Linked DNA regions of Mus musculus: region 1 is linked to region 2. A link is a loop called in an ENCODE intact Hi-C map of the cell type or tissue named here. Cell type or tissue: left cerebral cortex. All regions are shown on one strand. Links, peaks and the distances in the headings refer to the core of each region. The heading gives the core; the rest is flanking DNA.

The links. A loop is a pair of places that touch in the nucleus more often than their neighbours do. Peaks named below come from ENCODE experiments on the same cell type or tissue, not always from the same donor. Only the 100,000 strongest peaks of a DNase experiment are listed, where the experiment ranks them.
Region 1: it touches region 2 in a loop (3-fold over the local background); 3 of 42 quality-filtered maps call a loop at or near these places.

Annotation. Positions count from the first base shown.
Region 1 is chr3:146,513,291-146,516,201 of GRCm38, reverse strand. The region is part of intron 3 of Rpf1 (ribosome production factor 1 homolog); the gene reads left to right. Among named protein-coding and RNA genes, the nearest start is that of Rpf1, 6.7 kb to the left of the region's middle. In left cerebral cortex, for the core only: a CTCF peak has its summit at 1,250; no DNase peak of the experiment used is centred there.
Region 2 is chr3:146,746,262-146,749,172 of GRCm38, reverse strand. Prkacb (protein kinase, cAMP dependent, catalytic, beta) reads left to right here. Exons shown (of 10, transcript NM_011100.4): 6 at 1,126-1,252; 7 at 2,478-2,573. Among named protein-coding and RNA genes, the nearest start is that of Gm36521, 63 kb to the right of the region's middle. In left cerebral cortex, for the core only: no CTCF peak of the experiment used is centred there; no DNase peak of the experiment used is centred there.

The DNA.
Region 1 (2,911 bases), core at 114-2,613, 230 kb after region 2:
GTTTAACATAGGATAACTAACTAGGTTCCAGTGATCTTACCCTGCTCTGTTATGTAATAGAAAATTAGCTTTTCCTGTCGTTAGCACTCACCCAGCCCCTGGCAGACCCCATCACCCACCACATCTTATATCATTAGTTTTCTCCAATGCCCAGTTCCTGTGCTTATCTCTGGCTTTTTCTGGCTCTCACCAGGTCTGAACTTTCTAAGGAATCATAGACTTCACTTCTGTGCTAACGCGTGTGCAAAGCTCTGGTTTCCCATCTGCTGCCTTACATGGCCCGTGCATTTGACAGCTTGTTGGGTTTTTTTGGTTGTTTTGTTTTTTGTTTGTTTGTTTTCTATTTTTTACTTTAGTCAAGAATTTTGGATGTTTTTTGTTTTGAGTCTTGTTGCTGCTGTTTGGTGTGTGTGTGTGTGTGTGTGTGTGTGTGTGTGTGTGTGTGTGTATGTGTGTGTGTGTGTGTGTGTGTGTGTGTATGGGGGTGGTGTATGGAGGAGGAGCTGGAACTGGAACCCAGACCCCTGCAAGTGCTAGGCAGAGTCACTCCAGCCCAAGGGTTCTCTAACTTCCCTTTCTAATTGACCTCAGCTCATTGATTTTTATGTATGCTAACTTGAAAATATTATAGATTTATTTGTGTTAATTTTATTGTGCCTGTTTGCTTACTTTGAGTTTAGTCCTTTTCAGTTAAAGAGAGATTTTTGGGCTGGGCGTGGTGGCATACACCTTTAATCCCAGCACTTGGGAGGCAGAGGCAGGCGGATTTCTGAGTTCGAGGCCAGCCTGGTCTACAGAGTGAGTTCCAGGACAGCCAGGGCTACACAGAGAAACCCTGTCTCGAAAACCAAAAAAAAGGAGAGATTTTTAAGTCCTGGCATGTAGTCTGCTCTGAGGAATGGGCAGTGTTGCCTTTGAAAACCTGTGCTTCCTATTTTGGAAGGGCTTGTTGTGATCTCATAGGCTGCTCCCATCTTACATATTCTTTCTGCATGTGTGTTTCATTGTTCCCGAAGAAAGAACATGCATGCTATACCTCTCCGCTGTCTGCCTCTTCCAGTGCGTTGAGTTTTTACCTCCTAGTGTTTATTCTTTTGTTAGCTGCATGCATTCACAGTTATATTGTTCTGTGTGATTACTTGTGTGTAATGATAATTACATTTTCTTGATGTACTCATCCTTGAGCAGCGCCTCTTGTGTGTGTCTGTGTTATATGCAGGGACCACTTCAGCTCTCTAGGGACTCTCAGCAGTAGGCTTCTCCATGCTTTGCTGTGAGGTTATTCACAGACTTGAATTTAATATGTATCACTTATCCAGAGCATACGGTTAGATCTTGCTTCTTTGGTCAGCCTAAAAATTAGTATTGAGTGTCAGTCACAGCTAGACTTACACATCCGTCTGCCTTTTACCCACTCTGTATTTTTCTCTGCTCTTCCTTGGCTATTTTCTTTCATGTTAATTTTTTACTATGCTGTTTTAATTCCTCTTGATTTTTAGACTATGGTATTCTCATAGTAGTTGCCCCTAGAATTATATCATGCACTGGGCTGGGCGCTGAATCCTCAGCCTGGAGGGAAACAAGCAAAAGGCCACGTGTCTTTAATCACTAGAGACTCTGTGGCAGAGTCGCAGAATTCTGTTAAGCGTGCAGAGGCGGTGCTGGTGGAGGTTGGTTTCCTCAGTCTCTGTATGTGCTGTCGGTCGTAGACCACATGTTGTCTGAGCATGGCCTAGTGTTGAAGCTTCTCAAAGGCACTAGAGTGTTTATCCATCTTTTGTGTGCGTCCAGGCTTTCCATTGCAGCACCTGCTTCCCAGGCCTCTAAGTCTGCTGCACCATCTAATGTTGTTTTCCTTCAGTTTGCAGGATTCCCTTTTTGTTTCATAGCAGATTTAATAGCTGCGAAGTATCTCACGGTTTACTGAAAATATATATATTTTGCTCTTAACTGTTCAGAATATAAGGCTTTTTCTTCCTGTACTTTGAACATATTCTGCAGCATATTAATCATCATTATTCCTATCTGTCTCATCGCAAGGTGTTCTATGATTTTAACAGCTTGACACTACTGCGTTTATTTTTGTTGTTTTAAATCCCACGTGGGGTTTGCTGAGCTCCTTAGATTAGTGTCAGTGTTTTCATCAGTTTTGTCTTTTTAGCCGTGATTTCTTCACATCCCTTTCTGCCCTTCTCCCCGTCCATCAGCATCCCCATCCACACTGTCAGTCGACAGGTTTGACATTGTGCTGCAGGTTCCCCGTCTTTGCATTTCTAGGATGCTTTCTTGGTTCTCCACACTGGGCCATGTTGCTATCTAGTTGGAATTGTTTTTCAGTTCATGTGTCAGCCACACTGCCAACTATTTCCCCTGACTGTGTATCATACTCCTTTTCTATCAAGTTTTGGCCGAACGTTAAGACATTTTAGTCAATACCGTGTTGTAGTTCTAGATTGTAAATTATTTAATTAGTTTATTTTGGATTTGTTTAATTGACAGGATCTCCCTCTGTAATGCAGGCTGCCCTAGACAGTGTAGCCCAGCCTGGCTTCAAGCTCAAGGCAGTCCTCCTGCCTCAGCCTCCCTGGGGCTGAGCTCGTGTGCTCGGCTCTAGTTCACTGTTTAAGGACTGTTCGTGTCTGCAGCTTACCTGCACTTCAGAGTGGGAGGTCACTCTGTTTTGGACAGTGTCCCCTCAGTCTCCTTTTGTCTTTCATCTGCATTGCTGCTGACTGTCTGTTTTTATCACATGCTTTTTATCAGTCATTGACTAGGCAGGTACTGTTGAACACCTGGAGTCCCTCAGACATGCATCCTTCTCATCTGAGCTGTGCATGTGTTGAGGAATGCCTTCAGAAATGTAAATGTACATTCAGAAATGTAAATGGCTACTCCCTGCCTACCCTAAGGG
Region 2 (2,911 bases), core at 211-2,710:
ACTGGATTGGTACATTCTCTGTATTTCTTCACACAAGCATTAGGTTGAATAAACAAATAAAGGCGACACCAAGCAGACCTCATAGTTACAGATGAGGAGAGAAGATATAATGGGGTCTTCCAGATCAAATTCTCAGGGCTTCATGCCCCAAACCAGGGAGGAGTCCCCCAATATCTACTCCAGAGCCCCCCTCATTCTTTATTTTCTTGTTGGGACCTGGCTGAAACTGGAGAGGCAATGTAAAATACCTCTGCTTGTTCCAAAAATTAGCCAGTTTTTCTTGGGCACCTGAAGTGAGTGTGGCAAGGAAGGACCTGTGGGCTATGCTGATGGGCACAAAGAGCAGCAGGTGTCCACGTCCTCTTAGGTATCTCTGATTCTGCTGCCATCCCTTGAAATTCTATCAGTAATTGAGGTTGTTTATTAAAGACACAAGTCTGAAAATCATAAAAAATTATCAGACAGATTAGCAAACACTCAATGAATGTTTTTGAAAATTAACTACAAATTCCAATTAGAAATTTGGTATACCATTTTCAAATAATTCTAAGGTTATAGCATGAAAATTGCACTAATGTCAGAGTTTCTAGATATATGACTTAGGTACAGATTGTGTCTATGTGACTATAAACGTGCCCGGTTGGAGATTAGGAAACTTGAGTGACAAGATTGCCTGTATAGTTCTAGATGGGATTGTGTGTGTTCTTACCAGGATTTTATATGATGCCGAGTGTGTGCCAGTCAGTGAATAGGGGACAGTGTTGATCTTCAGATGAATGCAGCTAAGCAGTTCTGTATAATGAAACTCCTTAAACCCCTGAGCTGTGGTAGGAAAGTGAGTGGAGCCTGGGACCTGGGAACTGCGGTGGGGGCTCTTCTAGACCATCCTCTCAAGGGCAGCTGTATTTACAATGGCATCACCAGCTCCCAGTTTGGGCAATGATAACTTGCAATAAGATGTGTTATTTGAAGGCAATAGATGTTTGGAAAATGACAAATTTTTCACCAATATTTGAATAAGGAAACCCTCTCCCCAAATGCATCCACTCCGTTTGCATTTAGTGTATAATCCACGAGCGAGCATTCTTCACCCGTTTCTACAGGAAACTGCTTTCTCTTTTCCAGTGAGCCCCACGCCCGTTTCTATGCAGCCCAGATTGTGCTAACATTTGAGTACCTTCATTCCCTCGACCTCATCTACAGAGATCTCAAGCCGGAAAACCTCTTAATTGACCACCAGGGTTACATCCAGGTAGGATTGGATCCCATGGCATGGATGCATTTGGCAGACACTGAAATAGCTTCACACATCTTGCCTCAACTGTCAGTGTTTGATGGGTGGGTTGGTTGGTTGGCTGGTTGGTCGTTTGGTTTGGTTTGAAGGAGAAAGTTGGTTCTATCTAAAAGGCTTGAAGTGAGCTGACAGCTCTGCCTTTACAGGTGTGTACATCACTCATGAAGGAGGGGAGGGGCCTGTTTGTATCCCCTAGAATCAGTGGCTGTGAGCTAAGCTTAGGCTCCTGCCAAAAGAAACAGTGTGGCTAACTGTGTGAGTAGTCGTGGGTGCCGGAAATCCTGTCTGTGTAGCTCTAGTCTCTCAGTCTGAAAACCCCAATCAAAACTGGTCCAGTCGGAAATCCGTTTGTATATTGACGTCTCACCCTAAGTGGAGAATTGCTCAGGTGACTTCATGGGACAGTGTGATCAGAGTCAGGCGCCCTGATGAGAGTGTTTGCAGTTCCTCCAGGCTGTGACCGTGCATCGTCTACAGAACATGAATTCTGTGGCTGCCTCCTCACCAGGATCTCGATGCTCATTTGGAATTATTAAAAAAAAAAAAACTGGAAAAATCCAAACTTTGAAGCACTCTTGGTACCTAATACTTTGGATAAGCAATAGTCAATCTGTGTTGCCTCTTTTAATACTAATATTAACCATGTGAATTATAAATACTCCTAATCTCAAAGTTAATGTGTCTCAGTCATGGCCAGGTACATAGTCAGGAATGGAAGAATTAGAATTTTAACCCAGAAAGTCTAGCAATGTTTACCACTCAAATTCGTGACTGGCTGGGACCTAACTGCAGACACAGCAGTTAATGGGTATCTTTTCTCTAGTTCCTTTAATAGCTTGAGGCCACGGCTTTCTAGGGCTTACCTGTCAGAAGTGTGTCCGCAGAGGATGACCCATGTCACGGGCAGAGCCAGGCAGGACTTTGGGGTGTCTCACCAGCACTTACTGTGTACTGGGCCTCTACCTTTGCTCCTCCTGTTCACTTGTGAGGTGCATAGGTCTGTGTCCTGCCACACGAGAGTTGTTTTTGTTTTGAGAAGAGATGGGGTTTCATGAATTACTGTTAATCGTGTGGACTTTTTTTTCATGTATATTATTTTAATCCTGAATTCTTAACTTTGGATTTGAGTACAGGACCTCTGTACTCTGTGAGTGAGTTTTCACATTCCTGTTTCCCTTCATAGGTCACAGATTTCGGGTTCGCCAAAAGAGTCAAGGGCAGGACATGGACATTGTGTGGCACCCCAGAGTACCTGGCCCCGGAGATCATCCTCAGCAAGGTACTGGGTATGACTGGCACACACAGGCAGAAGCTTGAAGTCCTTTAAGTTATAAGGGGGAGTGGGTGGGTAGGGGATTGGGGGGGTGGGTATGGGGGACCTTTGGGATAGCATTGAAAATGTAAACGAGGAAAATACCTAATTAAAAAAAAAAGTTATAAATCCAAACCTGCTGGGGCAGTCTGCCTAGCGCTGGTCACACATCTCTAAGTTGTGTTAGTTTTGACTCTGAGTCCTGATGAAGCAGAGTAATGACTCAACCCTCAGTGCAGCCCAGGCAGTCCTGGTTCTTCCAGCCAGGAAGGGTCCCAGTGCAGAGGGCTTGTTCCAGGCCCTTC